Linked DNA regions of Homo sapiens: regions 2, 3 and 4 are each linked to region 1. A link is a contact called in ENCODE Hi-C or POLR2A ChIA-PET data. All regions are on one chromosome and are shown on one strand. The core of a region is the stretch at or near the end of the contact, and the rest is flanking DNA. Distances in the headings are between cores, read along the strand shown. Region 1 has its middle 11 kb from the start of WNT7A. Region 2 has its middle 49 kb from the start of LINC01267. Region 3 has its middle 85 kb from the start of LINC01267. Region 4 has its middle 70 kb from the start of LSM3.

Evidence for each region. Hi-C counts contacts between places; a loop is a spot of excess contacts on that map. ChIA-PET counts read pairs that join two places held with the same protein, here RNA polymerase II (POLR2A). Pooled maps may share reads with other maps.
Region 2: a loop to region 1 is called in a map of K562, with 4 times the contacts of the local background. The contact joins two enhancer-like sites. A Hi-C loop is called at or near these places in 1 of 168 maps with a recorded cell type or tissue (K562) and 4 of 50 pooled maps. POLR2A ChIA-PET finds 5 or more read pairs at or near these places in 1 of 52 experiments (activated CD4-positive, alpha-beta T cell).
Region 3: a loop to region 1 is called in a map of K562, with 4 times the contacts of the local background. The contact joins two enhancer-like sites. A Hi-C loop is called at or near these places in 26 of 168 maps with a recorded cell type or tissue (A673, B cell, CD4-positive, alpha-beta T cell and 20 more), 25 of 37 single-sample maps with no recorded cell type and 34 of 50 pooled maps.
Region 4: a map of colonic mucosa shows a loop between it and region 1 (4-fold over the local background). The contact joins two enhancer-like sites. A Hi-C loop is called at or near these places in 8 of 168 maps with a recorded cell type or tissue (A673, B cell, CD8-positive, alpha-beta T cell and 5 more), 8 of 37 single-sample maps with no recorded cell type and 13 of 50 pooled maps.

What each region holds. Positions count from the first base shown.
Region 1 is chr3:13,887,856-13,894,009 of GRCh38, reverse strand. No RefSeq gene overlaps it. Among named protein-coding and RNA genes, the nearest start is that of WNT7A, 11 kb to the right of the region's middle. Within about 2 kb of position 3,094, at least 7 of the 41 ENCODE cell types and tissues checked have a DNase peak (open chromatin) inside an H3K27ac peak, as active enhancers do.
Region 2 is chr3:14,300,808-14,306,961 of GRCh38, reverse strand. No RefSeq gene overlaps it. Among named protein-coding and RNA genes, the nearest start is that of LINC01267, 49 kb to the left of the region's middle. Within about 2 kb of position 2,586, at least 6 of the 41 ENCODE cell types and tissues checked have a DNase peak (open chromatin) inside an H3K27ac peak, as active enhancers do.
Region 3 is chr3:14,264,129-14,270,282 of GRCh38, reverse strand. No RefSeq gene overlaps it. Among named protein-coding and RNA genes, the nearest start is that of LINC01267, 85 kb to the left of the region's middle. RefSeq lists an enhancer at 2,948-3,587. Within about 2 kb of position 3,847, at least 3 of the 41 ENCODE cell types and tissues checked have a DNase peak (open chromatin) inside an H3K27ac peak, as active enhancers do.
Region 4 is chr3:14,245,667-14,251,820 of GRCh38, reverse strand. No RefSeq gene overlaps it. Among named protein-coding and RNA genes, the nearest start is that of LSM3, 70 kb to the right of the region's middle. Within about 2 kb of position 2,419, at least 6 of the 41 ENCODE cell types and tissues checked have a DNase peak (open chromatin) inside an H3K27ac peak, as active enhancers do.

The DNA of each region.
Region 1 (6,154 bases), core at 1,845-4,344:
TCAGTGCTCAAGAGAACCCCATAAAATTGATACGAATAATTTTTTGGAAAAAAGTATTATATTGTCTTTATTAAAATGATAAGTGCTTTTATAAACCATTCAAGCTATATAGCAAAATGTTGCCAAAATGGAGAGAGGAGGGCAATCATTACAAACCCTAGTTCCCCAAACCTAGAATTAATATTAGGCAACATCATTCCAGATGTTTGTCTAGGTATATATTTGGAAGGTGGAGTGGGAGTGGAAGAAAGGATGGGAGACGTAAGAGAGGGAGGATGGGTAACAGGAAGGAAAGAAGAGAGGCAGTGTGCAAGGAAGGAAGGAAAGGAATTTTATTAAAATGAGATTATACTGTATATGTCAATTTAAACAATAAAATACATGAAGCATATTTCCATATGAATTTAACCAAAGGAAAGGAAATTTGAGTGAAATAAAAGCAGTTGTTAACTTTACATATTCGATTTGTTAGCAAAATGAGTATTTTTTACAAGATCACTCCAGGTTTGTGGAGAACATTAAGAGATTAGGGGCCATCTCCCCGCTAAATTACATGTTTAAATCCTAGCATTTATTTTTCCCTGTTATGAAGAATGAGAAAATTAAGTCCTTCACACTTTCTATCATGCTCACACCTAACATACTGCCGTTGGGCTATTGATTCTATTTATTTATTTATTTATTTATTTATTATTTTTTGGAGACAGAGTCTTGCTGTCTCCCAGGCTGGAGTGCAGTGGCACAATCTCGACTCACTGCAACCTCCGCCTCCCAGGTTCAAGCGATTCTTCTGCCTTAGCCTCCCGAGTAGCTGGGATTATAGGAGCCCACCACAATGCCCAGCTAATTTTTGTATGTGTTTTCAGTAGAGATAGGGTTTCACCATGTTGGTCAGGCTGGTATTGAACTCGTGACCTCAAGTGATCCGCCTGCCTCACCCTTCCAAAGTGCTGGGATTACAGGCATAAGCCACTGCCGCACCCAGCAGTGCTATTGATTTTATAATGCCAAGGTCTGTAATATTCACAGACCTTGTAATATTCTGCCACCTCCCTTCCCTTGAATATTTAATCGTAGTTCTGGGTTGGTTTGTTAGCATTGCTCACCTCTAGTCATACATTGACTTTTCCCTTTCCTAGTTTCTTTTTTTTTTTTTTTTTTTTGAGACAGAGTCTGGGTCTGTCACCCAGGCCAGAGTGCCAGTGGCATGATCTCAGCTCACTGCAACCTCTGCCTCCTGGGTTCAAGCGATTCTCATGCCACAGCCTCTTGAGTAACTGGGATTACAGGCATGCACCACCACACCCGGTTAATTTTTTTTTTTTTGTAGAGATGGGGTTTCACCATGTTGGCCAGGCTGGTCTTGAACTCCTGGCCTCAAGTGATCTGCCCTCCTCGGCCTTCCAAAGTGTTGGGATTACAGGCAAGAGCCACTGTGTCCCTTTCTGAATTTCTTATTTAGATTTATCTCTTGATTGCCATAGACCCACCTTATGGATAGGAACATTAAGGCTTGTTCAAAGTCACATTGCCCATGGCAAATCAGTGCAGAGCCAAGATTCTGACAAATATTTGCCTCTCCAGAGGGAGAGCTCAGGAGACCCATGGCAGCTGTGAGATTTTGGACTTGGGTATTGGCATCTAGGGAAGGAGGGAGTCACTCTCTCTTCTTGAACTTTCTGGGGCTGCCAGAGGAGCCTGGACAGGACTCGGGGCTAACTCTGCCTCAAGGGGTCAGATTAAGGGTTGGACAGGTTTCCTGTAGTGCCTCTAACCCAGCCCTAGAGATCTAAAGAAGGAATTAGTGATTCAGGTGACTGGTTCTAGATTTTTTTGGACACGGAGGACTAAGAACAGAAAGTAGGACAATGAGGAGGCCCAATGCATCTGTTTTTCTTCCACTAGAAACAAAAATCCCCCAACCCAGAGGCCTAAACAATAATAGATTTTTCTGTCACTTAAAAAAAAAAAGCCCAGAGGCAGGCTGCGGGGCTGCTATGGCAGCTCAACCATGCCATCGTGTCCCTTCTTGTTTTCCATTTGGCCGTCCTTCTCAAGATGGCTGCCAGAGGAAGGGGAAACTCAAGGAACTGAAAGCCCAGGGGCTTCCACCTACATCTCTTTCAACAGAACAAAGTCATGGCTGCCCCTAGCTGCAAAGGATGCTGGGAGATGTAGTTTCTAAAGTCAGTCACAAGACAGAAAAAGTTTATCTTCAGGATAATTGAGATTTTTCACTACTTTTTAGTCTACAATAATGAAAACAGCTACACTTAGTCATTTACAGATATTCATTTGAAGTACCATCGAGGGACCAGGCACAGAGCCAGCTGCCTTGTGTAAACTGGTGAACGAAGGGCTTGTCCTCTCCTCACCTGACTTACTTAGGGAATAGTCACTGTGTGCAAAGTACCTAGTATCTATTACTTCATTTAATGTTCATAACAGTACTAGGAAGTAATTACTATTATCCCCATCCTACACACAAGTAAACAGAAGCTCTGAGAGGCTAATAATCTATCAAGGCTCCATAATTATGTAACAGATCCAGAATTCAAATCCATGTTGGTCTAGTCCAGAGCTTCAGCCATTAACTATTCCATACTAGTGGGTTCCATCCATGGCTGTGTCTTAGAACCTCCCTGAAAGCTTTTTATATGCTCCACAGAGATTCTGATTTAAGTGGTTGGAGGTAGGGTTCAAGCATCAGTCTGTTTGTAATTATCTTATTTAATCCACACAACAACTGGAGATGAAGGTATTTATCTTTCTATTTAAAAATCAGAGAAACTAAGACCCAGAGATGCAGACTCACTTGCCTAAAGTCACACAGTAATTCCACAGTGAAACTGGGATATATGATCAGATCTGTCTTCTCCAAAAAGCCATCCTTAGCTCCAGAGAAAGGCAGCCTCCCTAAAGCTGGGGGATATACTGGCCAACCACTCTGCTCCAGCCCCAGAAGCCTCCCAGGGAATGTGTGTGCATGAGGGGCAGAGCGCCAGGTGGCAACTAAGTGATAAACAGGCCAGGACATGCCAGGATGTGTGCCGGAAGCCCAGCCCACTAAAGGCAGAGGTGTGGCTGGGCCAGGGTGGGGGCCGGACGTGGGGATGCACTTTTTCCCCAGCACAACAAGCTGTGGGCTTCCTCCCTCCCAGCTGAGCCCTGCCTGATATGGCAGGCCCAGAATGGGTCGCTAGCTAGAGAGTGGAGGGGTGGCAGGAGGGCAGGGGCCCAGGGCCAGTCCCCAGAGGAAGTCACATGGCTGGGGGCACAGGCATGACCCAGGAATGGTGAGGGGAGGGAGATATTTCAGGCCCGAGAGGAAGGGCCCAGCCCATGAGATGAATCACCCGGGCCGGAGATTATCCTGAGGAAGACCTTGGGGGTGGAATGGTGATAAGTGCTCTCCTCCCGAGGTGACCAGGAGCCCACGGGCAGATGGCCAGCGGCCGGTGAGGCAAAGTGTGGCTGGGAGCGCACAGATGAGTCTGAGAGGGCCCACCAGATCCAGGTGCTTTCCAGAAGGGACTTCTCAGTGACCCTACAACATGAGGGGAAGCCCTGGAGACCAGTCACTTGCACAAGGTCACAGGGCCAGAGATGGGATTTGGAGTGGGAGTGTGCCTTTCTGTTTCCGCAGCTTGTCTCCCCAAAGCAGGGAGCTAAGACTGCCACTGCCCTCCTGCTCCAGGGGCTTCCTGGGTGGACATGAAACTTCACTGATAAGACACCAGGCTTTAGACTCCGAATGGCAAACCAGGTGTCAGAGCTTATGCTTGCTCCTGGATGAGGCACTAGACTTGTCCCAGCTTCTTATTGCAGGAATGGGAAGTAGGGAGTCCAGAGGCTCACCCAGAACAAGGGGCTTACCCAGGATTCCAGAGCAGGCTGGACAGAGGCCAGTGGACCTGAGTCCTGCCTCCCAGCCCACAGATGATGATCTTCTGGATCTCTAAGGGTGGCCATCAGCATCACCTGGGAACTTGTTAGAAATGCACATTTTGGGGTGCATTTCATTCAGTCCCAGATGGACTGAATGTGAACCTGGGCAGTGGGCATCCCTCTGAGCATTAACAAGCCCTCCTGCAGGGGATTCTGGTGCCAGCAGAACATAAAGTACACACACACACACACACACACACACACACACACACACACACACACACACACATATTCACCGGGTGGTATTTGGTATAAAATGGCCTCACAATGGTCTTTACCTCAAATTCAATTAAAACAATCCCATCCACCTGATGATCCATCCATGGGCTCACAAACCATGAGAATGCAGAGGTCCTTCAAAATCAACAGGGATTTGTTTCTCAAGCTGGAGGGATATGTGGGCTCCTTGAAAGGGGAAACTTGTACACTACTCCCCCTGGCCAATAAACACACTCAATGGTGGTTTAACTAATTTTTAGTACACCATTGCTTAGATATGTACTATCATAAAACTAAGCGTAGGCTCTTATGCTATTAAAATCTGCAAGTTCCAGATGAAATATAAACTAACATAAACACCAGAAAATCTAACTTTTAAATGAATGATAATTGACATATGCCAGAGAATGTTACTTTGCTGAAGCCAAGTGGCAGCTTGTAGCCTGATCATGGTGTCAATTGTCACCATGTAGGGCCCATTAAATTTGGCACCATCTATCACCCTCTGTCATGAGATGAATCAAACCTCCCAACCCCTTTCCTCTAGCCCACCTCCTCCTAACCCTTTCTTCACACAGGGCAGGGGCTTCAGTGAATTACTGCTTTCTTCTCCTGGGCTCCAAATCACAAAAGTGGTTTTCCTGGGAACCTTATGACCATAAGCAAAAATGCAAACTCAAACAGCAAAGTTAATTAGAGGACAGTTATCAGTTATAATGAGGTCATCCTAATAGTTTGAAATATGAGGATGTTAGATTCATGTTAAAATGAAAAAAAAAAAAAGACCATTTGAAATTCTCATTCTTGGAGCCCTGAGCATTCCTCTCTGGAAACCTGGGAGTCCATAGATCCCTTTTGAAGAGACAGAGACTTAGAGCTGGCATGCCTTACTCCATTTCTGAGCTGGAGAAATCAAGGGCCACAGAACAGTGGGGACCCACTGTTCCCTTCTCTGATCCCTCTAACCTCTATCAGCTGATTTCTCACTGGTATGAGGAAGAAGTGTCCCAGTCACCATTGTATCCAAATGCAAGGGGCTCCCCTGGGATGAGTGAGCCGCTCTCCCTGAGAGAGGTTTGAGCACAGTTGGCCACTACTCAGTGGAGATGGGATAGACTTCCCTCCACCTCTGCCAGGAAGTCCAACTTGGGAGGTCTTGAGGGGGACCTGGGCATCTGTTTCATACCTAAGTAATTTGGATGCACATAGTAGTTTGAGAAACAGTGGCCCTGATCATCTTTAAGATTCCTCTGATCCTAGAGGGCTGGATTCCAATACACATCTTTATCGCCATAATCATCATCATCAAATAACTATCATGTGTTGAGTGCATGCTATGTGCCAGTTGCTCTGTGAAATGTGAATGTGTTATATATATGATTGCTGTAACCTATGAGATGGCATTATTATTATCATCATCTCCATACAGATACGGAAATAGGCTAAGGGAGGTTCACCATTTTCCTAAGGTCACACAGCAAGAGGCTGAGCCGAGACTCAAAGCTGGGTGTGTTGCCCCAGTGCCCTAGCAGTATTTCATATCCAACTCTGCCCCTAGCTGGCTATGTGCCTTTGGAGCCTCTCGGGCCTGCAATGGGGCTCAGTCTCCCCACCTGTAGGATGGATTGTCTCTTTGCAGCCTCTTCCACAATCTTGGCCCCCAGATTCACAAACAGATTGATGGTTCAGCAAGGGAGTCAATAGGACTTTGGCAGCAGGGGGAGGGAGACATCAATTTTCCAGCCCCAAGGCCCATGTTCCAGCTCCTCCCAGTCAGGATGCTCTGGTCCTACCCATTCTGCCCCCAACTCCTGCCCCCTTGATAACACTGAATCACTGGCCTGGGTGAGGCCTACCTCGTGCATAGCAGTGGGTATTAGGAATGCTGGGATGGAGATGAAATCTATGTAGGCGAAATCAGTGCAAAGGAGCCTATTATTAGCAGGAGTGAGGAGATGTGGGAGAAGACAAAAAGGGAATGGAGACA
Region 2 (6,154 bases), core at 1,337-3,836, 410 kb before region 1:
TGAGGGTTGCACTGTGCAACTTGTGATGGCATTTTAGGTAACTTAATCAGCTAGTCTTGAAATTATGAGGAAAGAAAGGACAAAAACACCTCCATGGGCCTGATATATTTTGCATGCGTCACATTCTTCAGACTGCTCTGAGGGACTTTTTGTTTTCATCTGATCATCCTGCAAGATTTCAGGGCCCTCCAGCCAGAGAGGGAGAATGCACCCCCATGGGGAAGGGTGGGTGTCTCAGTAGGAGGGTGTTAGAAAGAACCTATTATAGGATTGGGGCTTTGGGTGGGTGATTTGGGGAGAATCTGAGGAAGTGAGGGTTCGTTAGATTGGCTGCTGTCAGAAAGTGGGGGCAATCCTATGATTGTGGATCTCAATAATGCTAACCTGCAGGGAGGGAGAGTAGAAGGAGGATGAGCTAGAATTGGTGGAGGCCTAGCAGTCACCCATTTAAGCCAAGGGAAGGAGTCAAGAGGGGGTGTTTCGTATTCCGTGGGTGATACAGGGACCGTGCTTCTGTCCAGTGACCTCACTCTGTCTCCCTTTATCTTGGTCTCAGAGCGCCCTTGGCAGAGGTTGGTTTCGTTAGATTGTTTATGTCCCACAGAAGGACGGCGTGGCCCAGCTGTGAGCACTGAGCCAGCTTCCAGATGGCAGGAGCTGCCCCTTTTTTTTCTCTCTCAGTCGTCACCTTTCAGAAGCCTCTTCAAAGCTTCCACAGCAAACACCTCTGTTTGAGGGTTTCATCTTTTCCTCCTCTGCACTTTAGAAACACTCTTTTAAATTTGTGTACAGCATACGGACCCTTCAGCGTGCTCATCTTCACAGCACGGCTCCTCCACGTTTTTTTTCGTCTGCACGCACCCGTGGAGCCACCACCCGGATCAAGATCATTTCCACACCCAAGAAGGCACACCACACCCACCCAAGGTGACCAAGCCTGGCCTGTGTCAGCGTGGCCTCCCTGGAATGTCACATAAATGGAATCCCCAGGCATGTACTCCTTCTGTTTACCATCTCGTCGGCCGGCTTCACCCATGCTGTTGCACGAGGCAGTGACTTCTCATTTTTATGGCTGTGTGGTACGCCATAACCAAAGGCCACCGCTGCAGTTCACTGGGAACAGAAACGGTTTTCAATGCATCGTGCCGGGACTACCGGACGGCTGCTTGGAGAGCCGCGAACCTCGGCCCTCAATTCATCTGTATATAAAAATGACTCGAAAGGGATGCCAGGCTTGGGCATGGAGCATGGTGACAGTCTGCATGGCCCTGTGACACAAGCGTTTCTTCAACAGGACACAAGGATCCCTAACTGGGAAAGAAGAAATTGATATGTTGGACTTCATTAAAATTAACAACTTCTCTCCATCAAAAGACACCCTTCAGAAAGTGAAAGGGCAAGCCTCAGGCTGGAAGGAAATACTTGCGAAAGATTTCCCCCGTGCCTCCCATCTTGGCTTATCTCTCTCGGATGATTTACTAAGTACTTCAGCATGCACTCTTCTCCCTCTTCTCTTTCTCCTGAGATTCGGAAGACTCAAATGATTTAACTATAGGGTCTCAGGCTGGGCACAGTGGCTCACGCCTATAATCCCAAACACTTAGGAAGGCCGAGGCGGGAGGATTGCTTGAGTCCAGGAGTTCAAGACCAGCCTAGGCAACATGGCAAAACTCTGTCTCTACCAAAAAATGACACAAAAATTAGCCAGATGTGGTGGCGCGCCTGTAGTCCCAGTTATTCCAGAGGCTGAGCTGGAAGGATCACCTGAGACCAGGAGGTTGAGGCTGCAGTGAGCTATTATTGCACTACTGCATCCAGCCTGGGCAATGGAGTGAGACCTTGTCTCAAAAAAAAAACAACAAAAAAAAAACCCTGTAGGGTCTTAGTTGCTGACCAGGGCTTTTGCAGTTGTAATGGTCCCACTTGAGACTTCCACAGTCATGTTAATTCTGCCCACTGGATTGCGAGGCAGGTGAGGTCATTATTTCCACCTTCCAGCTAAGGCAGCTGAGACTCAAGGAGGTGAAGGCGCTTGCCAAGCTCACACAGCAACATCCCCAGCTGACGTTTTGGCTGGGCATGCCTGGTACAGAGTAGGTGCTGAATATGTGCTTGGAAGTGGATTTCTCAGCCCCAGGGCTCCCCAAGCCTGTGCATGTGTGTTGCAGGCAGGGAGACTGAGTATTCAGGAGCGTTCCTAGCAGAAGACAATTTCCTTACTGGTTGTGAGTGCCAGACAAACACTGCAGGACACCCATAGGCTCCCTCCTAGTGCCAAGAAGCAACCAAGCCCCAAGACCACATCTCTGCCCTCAGCCTTAACCTTCTGTCATGGCCCAGGGACACCAAAGAGGGATGGCAGGACACCAACACAGTGCTTATTTTCCCTCCTGGGACTCTGGCCACTTTCCATCTGTAAGCAGTGCCCAGAGCCACATCCAGCTCCAAGGTGAACACATGGCCACTGCAGAGGGGAGCTGGCTCCTGCCTCACCAGGTCTCTAAGCAACTCCACCCTTCAGGGGTGCATTGTGGCACAGAGGTGCCAACTGCTCCTCAGCCCCCACCTTCCATTCAGTGCCTGGCATTTCCTGCTGGGCACCCTGTGTCCTGTTCTTCCCATCACGGCTGCAGTTCCAGGATCTGTAGCCCTCAGAAATAACAAAAGGCCAAAGGAAAGAGCGAGAGGGCCCACCTTGCAGAGTCACAGGGAGGACGGAGGTGATGTGCACAGGACCTGGATTCTGCAGAGCGCGGGGTCCAGGGCTGGCTCTGTGATTTGTTGACTGTGTGGCCTTGGGTGGGTTCCACAACCTCCCTGAATGTCTGGTAGGGCTCTTTCTGAAGCTCATGACCAATCCCCTGCCCACTCAGTCCAGCAACCTGGGCTTGCAGGCCTGTAATGGAGGGATGCCAGCAAGGACAGAGCACAATAACGTGTGTGCCAATGTAAACGATAAAGTATGGTGTCCTCATACATTTCATAAATATTTGCTGAGAAGCTTCTAAGTTCTGGGCACTGGGAGGGATCCAGAGATGACTACAGCATCTCAGGGAGCCCAAAGCCAAGGGGAGGAGCCAGGACAGGGTCTTGCCATCTGCCGCTCACCCCCACCCTGTGCTCTGGGGACCGCTGCATCCTCAGGCTGTGGACTAGGAAGCTGAGGGTCACCCAGACAAGAGGAGGTGCTGGAGGTCACACAGTGAATATGCCTCGCTGGCCTTCCTGTCTGGCGTGTCTTCCTCTGCCCCCATCCAGGTAGGCTGGAGTTGGGTTTTGATGGAGGAGATTTTGGTTAGGAAGATGAGAGTGGTGGTAGCAGTTCAGGGCCAGGGGGAGGGACAGGAAGCACCAGATCAGTTTTGTGGGCAGCAAGTAGGTCAATGTGGTTAAGACACAATTGTCCCTGGGGTAGCAGGACAAGCAAGGGGATGAGCAGGGAGACAGGGTGCCAAAAGGCTCTGGGGAGCCTGAGGCCTCAGCCTGAAGCCACAGGAGTGTCGCCTGCACATCTGGCCAAACCCTAAGCTCTGAGCTGGGGACACACAGGGGAATTGAGCACTTCTCTGACCCCAGGAGCTCATTGCCTTGTCAAACAGTCAGAAGTGGAAAAGGGAAAGTGCAGGTGGTTGAGGAGCCAGGGAGCCGCTGGCCCAGCCTGGGCAGCAGGGAGGGCTTTTGTGGGGATGCAGGTCCTAGCCTGGATCTGAAAAGCTGAACAGGAGCCAGGTAGGTGGAAAGGGGTGTGGAGGACCCAGAAGGAGCGGCGACAGCAGAGGCCAAGGCTCTGCAGCTGGAGCCAGCGTCTGCATCTGCGGTGGCAGGAAAGATGAGAAGGGACTCAGCCCAGAGGAGAGAGGGAACCCGCCCTGAGCAAGAGGAGAGATGCCTTTTCCTCAGGGTGGGCAGAAGGAAGGAGAAGGCAGAGGGTGGTTTTGTGGATGCTGGGAGTGGGGTGCTGAGGACTGGATAGGGGATTAGGGTGACAGGTGGTACCTCTGTTCTCATTCCCACCATTCCCCGCCACCCCTCTACCCCACTGCTCCAGCCATGTGGGTCCCCTGGCTGCCCCTCCAGCATAGCTGCACTCTCCTGTCTCCAGGCCTTTGTGTGTGGGGTTCCCCTGGCCTAGAAAGCCTTCTCCCATTGTCTGCAGGGCTCACTCCTAGTCATCACTCACCTGTGCTCGTGTCTCCTCCTCTTATGGGTCTTCCTCGGCCACCCTCTTCTCCCTGACCTCCTGTTTATTCTGCTTTGCTTTTTTCCTGAGAACATACTACTTCCTGACATAGTATATATTCATGGTCTTATTTGCTTATTTTCTGTCTCATCCAATGAACATGTAACTCTCAGAGAATTTGTTGGTTTTGCCCTGGATGTATGCCTGGCACTTAGTACCAGGCATGCAGTTGGTGCTCAATAAAAGGGTGTTGGGTAAAGAAGTGACCCAATGAAGCAGGTGAGAGGTGGTGAGGTAGAGTCACTGGTGACTATCTTTTCTCCCTAAGACACACTTGGGAATTATTTACCCTCTGCACACTGACTGGGCAGGCGGACAGCCTTCCCCTGTGCCTTGAGCTCCTAGCCCTGTCTGCTCACCTCTGTGGAGACCCTAGGTTCCCACCCTTGGCCCCTGGTGTTGGCAGAAGGGGTCAGGCTGGGAGGGACAAAGGGACTGTAGTTTTGCTGGGAATGGGCATGGTGAGAGGGCTGGAGTTGAGAGGTTCACTCCAGATTTCAGGAAGCTTCCACATGCTTGATCCCACCACCATTCCCAATGCAGGGAACTCCTGGATTGCCGTCTCCACCAAGCTGGCCCCGGGAAAGGCCTACGGCCATTTTTGCAAATCAACCACATATCTTAAGCCCCATAAGCAACTGTGAAATAATATGAGATGAAACAGTGGCCACTTTCAGGGAGTAGAATCAATAGGGGTGGGGGCAACTCGGACCTTCTCTTTTACTTTATTATATGTCCTTTTATGCCATTTCAGTTTGTTTCAAAAATGAAATATTTAGGTCTAAAAGAAATGAAGACTTTACCTTTCAGGTGATTTTTCCGACATGTGAAATGACACACAGGCAAGGGAGTTCACCAGCATGGTTTGCTTCAGCGAGAGATCAGAGCGCCCTAAGTGAATGCCAGTGGGTGTTGCGAAATAGCCAGCGGGGCCTCCATGTAAGGGAATCCTGTGGACAGTAAAACAGAGTCAGGCGGCTGCAAGGTTCCGGCACGGTGCAGGGCATACAAAGCCCTCACTGGGGTGCGGGCAGCATCACACGCTCCCATTTGTGTAAACGATGTTTAGAGTGTCTCTGGACCAGACACACGACAACCAGCAGCAGCGGCTGCCTCTGGGCAAAGGAACCGGTGTCCCGGGCTCACAGGTGGGAGGGGAATGACTTTCTTTTTATGCTCTTTGGTACCCTTAAGATTTTGTATGGAACCTCCTCAAAAACAACTAGATAGAAGTTTAACAACAATTTGTTTTTAAAACATATCAAAGTTTTAGAAATAATTCTTTTTGAAAGGCATGGGGGAAGGGAGATAAAAGATGACAGATTTTTGTTCCAAGCACTGACGCACTCTTTGACCAGTGGGTAAGTCACTGGCTGTCTCTGAGCATCAGTTTCTGCCAAGTGTAAAATAAGCCAAGTCTCCCCGCTCAACGTGAGCAGTGTCACACAACTCCAGGGGGTGCCATTCACATTGCAGTCCATGTGACTGATCCCCTTGCAACTGTGCAGTGCGCAATGTAGGCAACTGGAGGAGGTGGCCCGGATATGAGGCGGAAATGGGAGAGTGGACAGGAGAGAGCTTGGCTGTCATGAGGGGTAGGGTGTGCACATGTGAGTGTGTGGAATGTGGCAGTGTGTTCCTCTGAGTGGGTGTGTACTTTCTGCTGATGTGAGTCCTACAGACACAGGCTGAGGAAAAGAGATCACCTCCTCTCTCCCAGGCTCAGGCTCCTGGGTCTTAAGAGCCAGGATTGAGAAGGGCACCCGCAGGGTGCTGAGGTTTCCCACTCCATCTTCCAAGGGCCCGCCACCCAGCAAGCTGTTTCTTCAGGCCCTTTCCATGTTGGCTCAGAACCTCCGTCCCCACGGTTGGGGTAGGAGAGAATTCCTCACGTCAAGATGCTTTCTGCTTTTC
Region 3 (6,154 bases), core at 2,598-5,097, 380 kb before region 1:
AATATAAAAAACAGGAACAATGACGAGTGCTAGCAAGGACGCAGGGCAGCTGGAGTCCTCATACTTGCTTCTGGGTATGGCCTCTCTGGAAAGTTCGTTATCAAGTTAAACACACACTTACCATATAACCTGGCAATTATTACTTCTGGGTATTTATCCCTGAAAAATGAAGACAGGTTTATGCAAAAACTTTTATATGAACATTTATCACAGCTTTATTTATAACAGCCAAAAGTTGGACACAGCACAAATGTCCTTCAGCAGGTGAGTGAATAAACAAACTGTGGGACACCCATGAAATGGAAGACTGCACAATAATAAAAGGGAATGGACTATTGATAAGCACAGCAACTTGAGTTGATCTTCAGGGCACTATGCTGAGCAAAACATGCCAATCTCAAAAGGTTATATACTATATAATTCCATTTATGTAACATTGTCACAGTGACATAATTATAGTAATGGGGAACAGATCAGTGGTTGCTAGGGATAGGGTTGGGGGAAGGTGCAATTCTACAGTGTTAACATGAGGGCATTTCTTTGCGGTGCTTGGAATAGTTCTACAGCCTGATGGCTACAAAATCTATCTACATGGGAAAGTTTCAGAGAATTATGCACCAGAAAACAAAAACAAACAAAACAATTATTACATGTAAAAACTGGTAACATCCAAATAAGGTCTGACTTAGTAATACTGTACCCATGTCAATTTCCCGGTTTGACAATGTAGCATGATTATGTAAGATGTTAGCACTAGGGGAGCTGGGAGAAGCTGGGTGAAAGGTGCATGGGAACTCTGTACTATTTTTGCAACTTCATGTGGGTCTTAAACTGTTGCAAACTAAAAATTTTTAAAGTAGAAATGGTTTGGGACTGTTTCGCTCAATTTGATTTTTTTTTCTTGCTGTAAAAAATAATAGCAAGGTGAAGAAGGTATGTAGAGAATACCATTTGTGTGAAAGATAAATGCAGGAGTCATCCTGTGTATGATAGAATATCTCTGGAAAGATACAGAAGGAACTGGGAATACTGGAGCCACATGAGATGCAACCGAAAATGCACAAGGATGAGAAAGAAAGCCTGATTTTCCAGTTTTCCTCTGAGAATTTTGACTTTTTTACTGCAGGTGTCTACCACTGTCTTAGTTTGTTCTTGCTGCTATAACAAAATGCCATAGATTGGGTGGTTTTATAAACAAAGAAATTTATTTCTCACAGTTCTGGGGCTGGAAAGTTCAAGGCCAAGGTGCCAGCAGACTTGGTGCCTAGGGAGAGCCTGCTGTCTTATTCATAGATGGTGCCTTCTTGCTGTGTCCTCACATGGTGGGAAGGGCAAGGGAGCTCTCTGGGGCCTCTTGTATAAGGGCACTAATCCCATTCATGAGGGTCCCACCCTCATGACCTCCTCACCTCCCAAAGTTTCCACCTCCCAACACCATCACCTTGGGGATGAGGGTTGCAACACATGGATTTGGCATTCAGACCATAGCAATCTCCATGTAAATTTTTAAATTTAATTGTCTTAAAAACTAAGAGTAGGACCCAAGGCAGTGGGGGAACTGTGGAGCCATCAGTTTGGCTCTGAGATCCTTGAAGGGTCAGCTCAGTAAGGAGAGGGAAAGTAGCCTAGGGACAAGGATTTTATCAGGAAGTCAATATTTTGTTAAGCTCAAGGGAGGCTCTACACACACACACACACACACACACACACACACACACAATTAATGGGGCAGGGAGGGCACTGGGCTGAGGTTGGCCAGGCCTGGGAATTGACGTCTTCTTCACCTGTGTTATAACAACAGCAACAAGGGGTAGGCATCACAGCCTCCACAACCGTGGACACTCACCGCAGGCCAGGCACTCAGCCAAGCACCTCTCAGGGGTTAACTCACGTTATCCTCTCAACAATGTCACTGTACAGAGGAGGAAGCTGAGGCACAGAGAGGCAAAGAGACTTGCCCAAGGCCCTACCTGACTTTGTAGCCCTCTAACACCTCAGGCCTCCTGACCAGCCCCAGGCCCTGGACGCTGAGGTGACAGGACACAGGGGTGGAGCAGCAGGATGGGCGGATGACAAATGTCTTGAGCACTTGCTTGGCCTCGGGCACAGACTCACTCATGGATCCTGCTGGGGAAGGGCAGGCAGACAGCACACAGGGCCACCCAATGGCAAAGATGACTGTCAAAGAGGCAGATGTGAGCAGCCCTGGGCTGGGGCAGGGGAGGCGGGAGTGATCTAGTGAGCTGGGAAAGGCTGGGGCTTAGAGGCAGGTATTCCCGGGTAGACCCCAGCTCCCACCTTGGCAGATGGCTCCTGTCTCTACTTGCCTTCTGATTCCTTCTTTAAAATGAGGAGCATTGCAACACCTGCTCCCGACCCAGGCTGCTGCCAGGCTCCAGGGCTCAGGCAGGGGACAGCAGGAGCTGCAGAAAGCCAGCTGGCTTCAAAACCTGAGAACGGCCCAGACCCCTGTCAGCAGGTGTCAGGGGAACTTGTGACACACCCATGCACGGAATATCATGTAGCTAGGAACAAGAGCAATTACAGTCACACGCAGCGTGGGATCTCCAAGAGTGATGAGCAAAAGAAACCAGGGAAGGAAAAGTACAGACTGGACCACCTCATTTACATGGAGTTTCAACTAGGCAAAACTCACCTATGGTGTTAAAAATCAGGATCGCGGGGACCTCTGGGGAAGAGGCAGAGAGGCTTTGGGGGACGGTGGGCACAGATGTGCTCACTTTCGACAACTCTTCAAGGGGCTGGGAAGTGGTGACCCGAGACAGGGCCTCACTGACCCCCAGTTTCCTCCTCTGGGAAGAAGATTTCACAAATGGCCCTGCCTGTTGAGGGTGTCGCGAGGGTCAGATGATGGCAGGTGACTTGTGGGTGTGGAGATGCCCCATGAGAGGCCACCATGGAAATGGTGGGTCACGAATTTTTGAAGCAGAGGCCTCTGGTGGGAAGAGCTCCCAAGAGAGAGCCCCGTGTCCTCTTCTATCCACTGCCCCTGCCTCCACGGCTGGAGGCCCTGGGCAGCCCTGGTGTGCGTGGGACCTAGGGGCCTCTGCCAGCTGCCCCAGCTTCCCTGGGCCCGGCTCCCAGAACTCTCAACCAGCAAAGCCCATCCAGCCTGAGCTAGGGAAGGATTCAGGGTGGAAATCCAGAGCCGGGGGCTGAGAGGGAGGCATCTCGGGCAGGGTGGCCAAAGGCTGGGGTGGGCAGAAGCCAGTGCAACGGTAGCCTTCCTCCCTCCACTCCTCAAAGCCCCAGCAACACTGCATCTCCACTGTGTTTCCTGGGACAAGCCACGGGGCCTCGCTGATCCTCAGCCTTCTCATCCATCAGGGGTCTGTTGTGGGGGTTAAATGAGATAATCAACTATTGGTGCTGAGTAAACAGCAGCTGCAATTGTCATTTTTACTGCTATCTCATTGTGGGGAAGGCTGTCTAGGGCATAGAGATGGAGAGGCTGTGAGGGTCCAGAAGAAAGCTTAGATTCATACACTACCCTTGTATACACTTTGCAAGTGAGGAATGCAAAACCCAAGGTCAGAGGCAATTAGGCCAGGGAGCCAGGGGGGCCCCCCAAGGCCCAGCCTCCTCAGTCCCTGTACTGACATTCTCACGTGGACTGCTTCCCACATGGCCACTCTGGAAGATGTACAGAAGGCAGAGAGGCTGCGGGCCAGCCTGGAGGCGGGTGGGAGATTCCCTGGGAGAGTGCATGCGCACACACACATGCACACACACTCGCCACGGTGGGAATCCCACGTTAGTCATTCTGTTTTAGGACTGGGAGCGTAATATGGAGCCGGCTTGCGCTGGAAGAGTGGGAGACGCAGATGCACCCTCTAGAACTGCCAGAGGCTTCTGCATGACTCAGAAAACTGGAAGAGGCCCCGCTCACCACTGACTTCAACTCTTCATTTGGAAAATCTGTTCTTTTTACTTATGAAATATTTCAGACATATAGAAAAGTACAGAAAGTAATGTAACAAACACCTGTGGATTTCTCACTTGGCTCCAGTTCTTTATTTTAATTAATTCATTTTATTATTTTTTTTTAGAGACAGGGTCTCGCTCTGTTGCCCAGGATGGAGTGCAGTGGTGTAATTACAATTTGCTCCAGGTTCAAGCTCCTGGGCTCAAGCGATCCTTCTGCCTCAGTCTCTCAAGTAGCTGGGATGTCAAGTGCATGCCATCATACCTGGCTAGTTTATTTTTAATTTTTAGACGCAGGGTCTCATTATGTTGCCCAGGCTAGTCTCCAACTGGCCTCAAGCAATCCTCCTGCCTTGGCCTCCTGAGTCCCTGGGATTACAGATGTCTGCTACCACAACTAGCTCCAGCTCCAGTTCTAACAGGTTGCTGGTCCTGCTCCTCCTCCTTCACTGATCATTTTCGGGATATAGTCAGAGCCCTCAGGCAGCCCTCTCTGATTGCATTTCTGTCTTTGTCTCCCTCCCGAGGGAATTAACTCCTTGCATCTGGAGTTTACCTTCCCATATTTGTTTTCACACATACATCTGTATCTATAAACATTGGTTTTGTTTGCTCTCAAACTTAATGGGACTATGCTGGATGAGTCACCCTTCAGCTTATCGTTTTGACTCAACATCACGTTATGGAGGCTCCTGCACACGGCTGCACAGAGCGTGAATCCATTCATCTGCAGTCTGTACATAAGCCACGATGCATGAAGCCCTTCTCCCGAGGATGGACTCCTAGGCCGTCTCCAGTTGTTTGCCCTCAAGTCAGCTGAACTTGTCTTCCAGAGCACTTGTGCAGAGTTAACCTCAGAGTGCAATGGCTGGGTCACAGGGTCAGGGCGTCTTGCGCTTCCCTTGATGATGCCCAACTGCTTTCCAAGGTGGGGATGCCACTTCACACCCCCACAGCTGCATAGACATCACAGCATTCCACACTGTGAGCAGACCAAACCCTCCCTTCTTAAGTGTGTAGGCTGAGATTGTGGGGAGGCAAGGGGTCCAAGATACCAGAGTCAGGGGCAAAAGGAGCCAGTACTGGAGCCCAGGTCTACGGATGTTGCAGTTATCTATTGCTGTGTGACAAACAACCCCCATGCTTAGTAGTTTGATTTTGCTCATGAATCCACAGTTCAGGCAGGGCTTAGAGGGGAAGGCTCATCTCTGCTCTGTGTGGTGTCAGCTGTGACAGGTTGGCGGGGGGGACCATTTCCAAGATGGTGCACTCATGGCGAGTTGGGGCTGGCTATGAGGGGGAGCTCAGGGGAGGATAAGGGTGGGATGAGGGTCTTGGTTTCATTCCACTCAGCCTCCTTACGGGCTGCTTGGGCTTCCTCAGGGCCTGTCTGGGTTCTGAGAACCAGTATCCCAAAGCTGTCATAGTGGCTCTTCTGCCATACTCCATTGGTCAAGCAGCCACAGGCTGCAGATTCCAGGGGAAGGAGGGGCTAGGTTGCACCCTGCCTCCTGATGGAAGGAACATCAAAGAATTTGGGGGTCATGTGTGAAAACTGACGCACCTGACTTCTGCAACATGCCTTCAATAATGTAAGGTTCCAGATGCTCCGACAGGCAGAAGGTGAATGAGTAGCAGTGTCCGCTAAGGACCACCCTTGTCATGCATGACTCCAAGCACCCAGAAGCATGCAGACCAACAAGGACCTAAAGCAGAGCCTCCCAGAGTCCTGGGCTCCAGTGATAAATCTGTTGATATGCTTTATTTGCCTGGAAGGAGAGGTTTTTATGTAAAAATAACTATCGGCTGTATCAGTCTATTCTTGAATTGCTATAAAGAAATACTTGAGACTGGGTAATTATAAAGAAAATGGGTTTATTTGGCTCATGGTTCCACAGGCTGTACAGGAAGCACAGCAGCATCTGCTTCTTGGGGGGCCTCAGGAAGCTTCCAATCATGGCGGAAGGCGAAGGGGGAACAAGGCACTTCACATGGCCAGAGTGCGAGGAAGAGAGAGGGGAGGTGCCACACACTTTTAAACAATCAGATCTCGTGAGAACTCTATCACAAAAACAGCACCAAATGGGGAAGTCCGCCCCATGATCCAATCACCTCCCACCAGGCATCACCTCCAACACTGGGGATTATAATTCAACATGAGATTTGGATGGGGACACAGAGCCAAACCATATCGTCAGTGTTTCAAAAC
Region 4 (6,154 bases), core at 1,170-3,669, 360 kb before region 1:
TCACCATGTTAGCCAGGATGGTCTCGATCTCCTGACCTCGTGATCCGCCCACCTCGGCCTCCCAAAGTACTGGGATTACAGGCGTGAGCCACTGCGCCCGGCCTGTTTTCACCATGTTCTAAAACTCCTTTTGCAACATTCTGACAGTAAGAGAAATCTGACATAATTGACTCCATCTTGCTTCTAACCTCCAAGCTGTCCTTGGTCAATTATGGTGTGGACCAAGCTAACCTTGGGAGGAATTTATAGTTTGACCTATAGCAAGGATGATGATAACCTATCCCAAAATTAAATTGCCTTTGTAAAACTAATGAAAGACCACAAGGTTAGGGCTGTGAGGGGGGCCTGAATTCTGCTAAGATGTATGTGTAGTTAAATGTAACCAGCCATTGTCCCAGAGGTCACAAGATTTGGAACGTCCCCTCTTACTCCTGTAGATAACATCACTATTGCAGAGCCTAAGATTGACCTTTTGGGATGTCTTTTCAGACTCTTGCATTTCTCATAACTGGCTGACTCCACCCAGACCTGTGATTCATCCAGTTCTGTGGCCCCCACCCAGAGGCAGACTCAGCACCTGAAGACCGTCTTCCATACTCTTGTGATTTCATCCCCAACCAATCAACATTCCCCATTCCTTAGACCCCTCCACACCAAACTATCCTTGAAAAACCCTAACCTCTGAGCCTTTGGGGAGACTGATTTGAGTAATAACTCTGTCTCCCGCATGACTGATCTCCTGTCAATGAAATGTCTTTACTGCAATACCATTATCTCAGTAAATGGATTTTGTCTGTGCAGTGGGCAAGAAGAACCTGTTGGGTGATTACAGATTTGTCCAGTGCTGTCCAAGGGAGAGAATATAGTCATGGGTTCTTAGTTTCTCTTTCTGGTTGGGCCAGTAAATCCCCTTCCTCATCCCTCTTTTCCGCTTATCACTAGAGACAGAGGTGAAAATCCATGGCTTCAGACTGCTAAAAGCCTAAAACAAAACAAAACAAAACAAAACAGAGCAGCAACAACAGCAAAAACAACAACAAAATAAGGTGGACTGGACCAGCTTAAGCTCATAGACCTTATTTAAGTGGACTCACACTGGATGCAGGCCTCTGACTCGGGCGCATTATGCTCAGCGTGGTGTATTGTTGTGTGTATCTGCAGTGTCTTAGTCTGCTTGGGCTGTCATAACAAACACCACTGGCTGGGGGGCTTAGATGACAGAAATTCATTTTCTCACAGCTCCAGAGGCTGAAGTCCATGATCAAGGTGCCAGCCAATTTGGTTTGATGAGGGCTCTTTTCTTGACTTGCAGACAGCCACCTTTCTTGCTATGTCTTCATGCAGCCTCCTCTCAGTGTGTACATGGAGTGAGGGAGAGGGGGTGAGGAGAGGGAGGGGGAGGAGAGAGGAGGAGGAGGGTGCTTTCTGGTGTTTCCTCCATAAGGACACCAATCCTACTGAATTAAAGCTTCACTTAACCTTAATTATGACCTCAGTTAACCTTAATTACTTCCTTAGAGGCCTCATCTCCAAATATAGACATACTGGGGTTAGGGCTTCAGCATACACATTCTGGAGGGTCAGAAACATTCTGTCCATAACAAGCAATTTGTTCCCTTCATGGTTGAGTTGCAGAGTAGTATTCCATTACATGGATTTGTTGTATGAATATATCTCAACTGGTTTGTTCACCACCTGTTGAAGGACATGAAGTTTGTTTCCAGTTTGGGGCTATTTATTATGAATGAGGAGAACATTTGTATAACAGTCTTTGTGTGGATCTGGATTAACCAACAAAGGGAATAACCTGGAGCACACGAATGAAAACTCCACTGGTGGTGAAGTCTTCAGGAATGGCTCCATCCAGAGGCTCCAGACCGCACTCCATTTCTCTACTATGCTTTCAGCTATATCTTTGTGTATGCGTGAGGCTGACCTTTCCATCCCTTCTTACAGCTCAGTGTTTCTCTTTTGCTTACTCAATCAGCAAACATTTATGGAGCCAGCTCCATGCCAAGCACTGCACTATGAGTGGGAAACAATGGGTGAGTAAGCTCTGTCCTTGCCCTCTTGGAGCATATGGTCTAGTGAGAGACACGGACAGATGGACACATAAGCCCACAAGTGCTATATACAAGCCCACACCTCCAAGTGAGAAGAAGGATTCTGTAAGATGAAAGTCCAGCTACTCGGGAGGCTGAGGCAGGAGAATGGTGTGAACCCGGGAAGGGGAGCTTGCAGTGGGCCGAGAACACGCCACTGCACTCCAGCCTGGGCAACAGAATAAGACTCCATCTCAAAAAAAAAAAAAAAAAAAGATGAAAGGGAGAGATGTCAGTGACTCTCCTCTCTGGGGACAATGGGGTCAGGCCACAGAGTCTTTTGTTGCTTTCAGCTCTGTGTTTTTCTCTGTTGCATCCGTCTTCCTGTAGCGGCCCCAATGAAGTCTCCTAGATGTCAGATGTCCACACAGAGCCTATTTGTTTGCTTCTGATCACAGACTTGTTTGCAAAGCAAGGCTTGTGAAAGCATTTCCAGTCCAACTAGATGATTAAAACCCTGCAGGAGAATTTCATGTCCTTGGGGCTGGGGAACTCAATGTTCCACATTGGTGTTTCTCTCTCCTTAAGGACCTTCCATGCAGCTGCTGGGGCTGGTGGGATGGATTATTTATTGGCCTGATTAAATGTGTCCTTAAGCTATAAAACTGGTGCCAGAGTCTTGGGCCACACTTCCAGCACGAGACTGATTTGTCTCCTGAGGGAAGAGCTCTAAGAATTGTGGCCTGTCTCTCCTCCCACATGATTTCAGGACTGGGAGATTCTGGATAAGCACGAGTGTTCTGCCCCAAAGGGTTTTTACTCAAGGGAGTCTTCATTTTACAACTATTCCATTTATGCCTGATGCACACCAGGCATTGGGCCAGACTCTGGGCACAGCAACAAGCAGGACAGACTCGGTCTCTCCCCAGAGGAGCTCAGAGCCTGGCGGGGGCAGATACCCATGAAACCATCACTCATGTATTACATACGTAAGTATAAACCATGGTGACTGCCACAAAAGAGGGACACAGGGTTTTTAAGTGACCATATCAGGGGGACTAGACTTAGATGAAGTGTCCAGTGACATCTCAACTATGGAGATCTGAAGGATGAGCACAGGAAGGGAGGGGAGGCAATGGAACAGCACATGCAAAGGCACCAAGGGAAGAGGAATCAGGGCACAGTGAGGAGGTGTGAGGAGGTAAGAGGAACAGCATGGGCTGAGCAGAATGAGAACGGGGAAGAGTGGTTCAAAAGGGTAGAGGGCCAGTCACACCAGGCCCTGTGGAGTCTAGAGTTTATTCTTAGAGCCCTGGGGAGCCATGCAGGTGTGAGCAGAAGGTTGGTGTCCCTGCTCTCCTTGACCACCGCATGAGACCTCCCACAGGCAGGCTCTTCCTCTGACCCTTCCTGCTGCAGGGTCTTTCTAAAGCATCTCTTATCCCACCATTCCCAGCCTTAGAACCTTCCAATAACTCTTTACTGTGGATGCAACGTCAAATCTCCTTAGCGAGGGCTTGAGGTCAGAATAGTTGGTCAAGACTTTGAAGAACAAGCAAGTGACTGGGAGTTTGTTGGAAGTCATTGTTTGCTGTCTTTCTTTTCCTTTGAATAATGTAGTGCTATGCACTCCTTTTGGGCAGAAGTCATGATACAACCTTTTCTTATATTCCCAACAGAGGCCAAAACATGGGCAATATTGTCATCCTCATCATCATTATCATCTTCATCATGGGCTCCATTAATTAGGCCAAGCATTTTATACGCTGTATTGGTTAGCTGTTGCTGTGGAACTTAACAGCCTAAAATAGTGATTTATTATCACAACCATTTATTTTGGTCACAATTCTGTGGGTTGGCAGTACAAGTTGGGTTTGGTGGGGTAGTTCTTCTGGTGTTGACTGGCCTCTCTAACATGTCTGTGGTTAACTGTGGGCCAGCAGGCTGCCCCTGCTTCTGGGGATTGATTGACTGTTGGCTGGGTCAGTGGGGATGACTGATTAATATGTCTTCATCCTTCAGGTGAGATTGGGCCTCTTCATATGGTAGTGGCGAGGTCTCAGCATAAGAAGAGATACCTACTCAAAGTGAGAAGGGATAGTTAGTTGGCCACATCGAGTTACAAGGCCATCCATATTGAAGAAAGTGAAGAAAGAGACTCTGCCGCTTGACAGGAAGCAAGGCAAAAGGACATGGATATGGCAGGTTGTGAAAAATTGGGTCACTTTTGAAAACAATCAATTTCACAGGTATTATCTCATTTCCTCAAAAAGACAAAGTCAAAGCTCAGTTTTACAGGTAAAGCAGCTGAGGCACAGAGAAGAAAAGGAGCTTGCTCAAGGAGCTGCTAATAGAGTTGAGATTCAAACCCCGGTGTTTATCACTCTACAGACAACACGTTATTAACCCCTGTGAGTTACTGCCCACTCCACTCACAGACAAAGACCTAAGGAGGTCAGCATCCCAGGAGGCCACTGTCTTTGTCATCATTGCCATCATCATCACCATCATCACATTTATTGAATATCTGTGATGTGCAGATGCTATCAGTGCTTTACATGGATTAATTCATTTATTATAATTCACCCAATGTCCCTATAAGATGTACATTAATGATTTTCCCATGTAACGTGGGTCAGGATTAGAAATTTCATGACGACTTCACTCATTTTGATATTCCCTCTATAGCACAATATCTGGCACATAGGTCATACCCTCTTGCCATATGTTTGCTGAATGAATGAGGGCAGAAGTAGGGGAGTGAACAAGACTCAAGGCAAACAATCATTAGCCCAAAGTCACACAAAGCAGGACTAGATCTCAAGATCCCCCATCTCCTTGCCATGTGGCCCCTGGGCAGCCTTGTTACCTGGATCTGCTGCTGCTCCACTCCCCCAAGGTGGCTGAAAATAGAAAACAAGATTCGGGATGTGCTGTTCGGTCTTCCAGCAGGTGCCCCCAAACCAAACATAGTCCCAGAAACGTAAATCTGAGAATGTTTTGAAACTACCTAGCACAGTGGAGAGAGCACTGGGCTCAGAGTCTGAAGACCCATGTGTGCCACCCTTGGTTGATGTGTGATCCTGGATGGGTCACTTGGAGAAGACCAGACTTTCCTCATCAGAAATCCAGGGCTTCAGATTTTACATCCTGTTTACATTCCAGGACTGTGCGGGAGATAAGAGGAGCTCACAGATGCAAACTCTCCGTGAAGCTTGTACTTGACTCAACTCATGGACCTCTCCGGGTTTGCTCAGCTCCACTGGTTGCACCCCCACCAACACCCCCAGCCTCACTTACTTGCTCAGGGGAGCACAGGCCCCACACCAGCTCATCTCCTAATTGCCACGGGCTCCACCTCCCACGGGGCAACGTCTGCACCTAGGCCTGGCCTCTTACCTTCCGTGGAACCACAGCAACTCTGGTGCCCTGGTCCAACCTGACTGGTCATGCAGAGGCTCTGGCTTGTCTCACTGTTTCTAGACCCAGATGAAGCACTCTGCCCTGAGATGTAGCATGTGGCTTCCCCAGCAGCTGTCTGAAGGGGCCACAACACTTTCAGGGGAGTTAAGGCCCGTAGGGTCAATTTGGACCAGTGAAAGACAGATGATGGAAAATCACCAGGAGATGCCTCTTTCTTCCTCTGCTAGTCTTGGCTCTCTGGAGATGTTACATGGCTGAGTGACCTGGTGTGCTTTGCTCTGAAGCTGTGACATGCTCAATCATGCACCACCCTGTGTTTTCTTTCTCTCCTTCCCTGCTTCACTTCCCGTCTTCCCTCAGTCTTCCCCCAGCTCACACCCTGGAATGACACACAGGTACCTGAGCTTCACTGGAGAATCTGTGGGTTAGGTAACCTAGTCGAAGATAAAGAGAAGAATTTGAGAAAGTTGTCAATTTGCAACCACTCAAAAAATCAGAAGAAGACTGTATCTACTGCTGGCAAGGATATGGAGCAACCGGAATGCTCTCGTACGCTGCTGGTGAGAATGTAAAATGGAACAGCCACTTTGGAAAATGGGCAGTTTCTTAAAACATTAAACATACACCTACCATATGGCCCAATCTTTCCACTTCTAGGTATTTATCCAAGAGAGAAAAAAATACATATG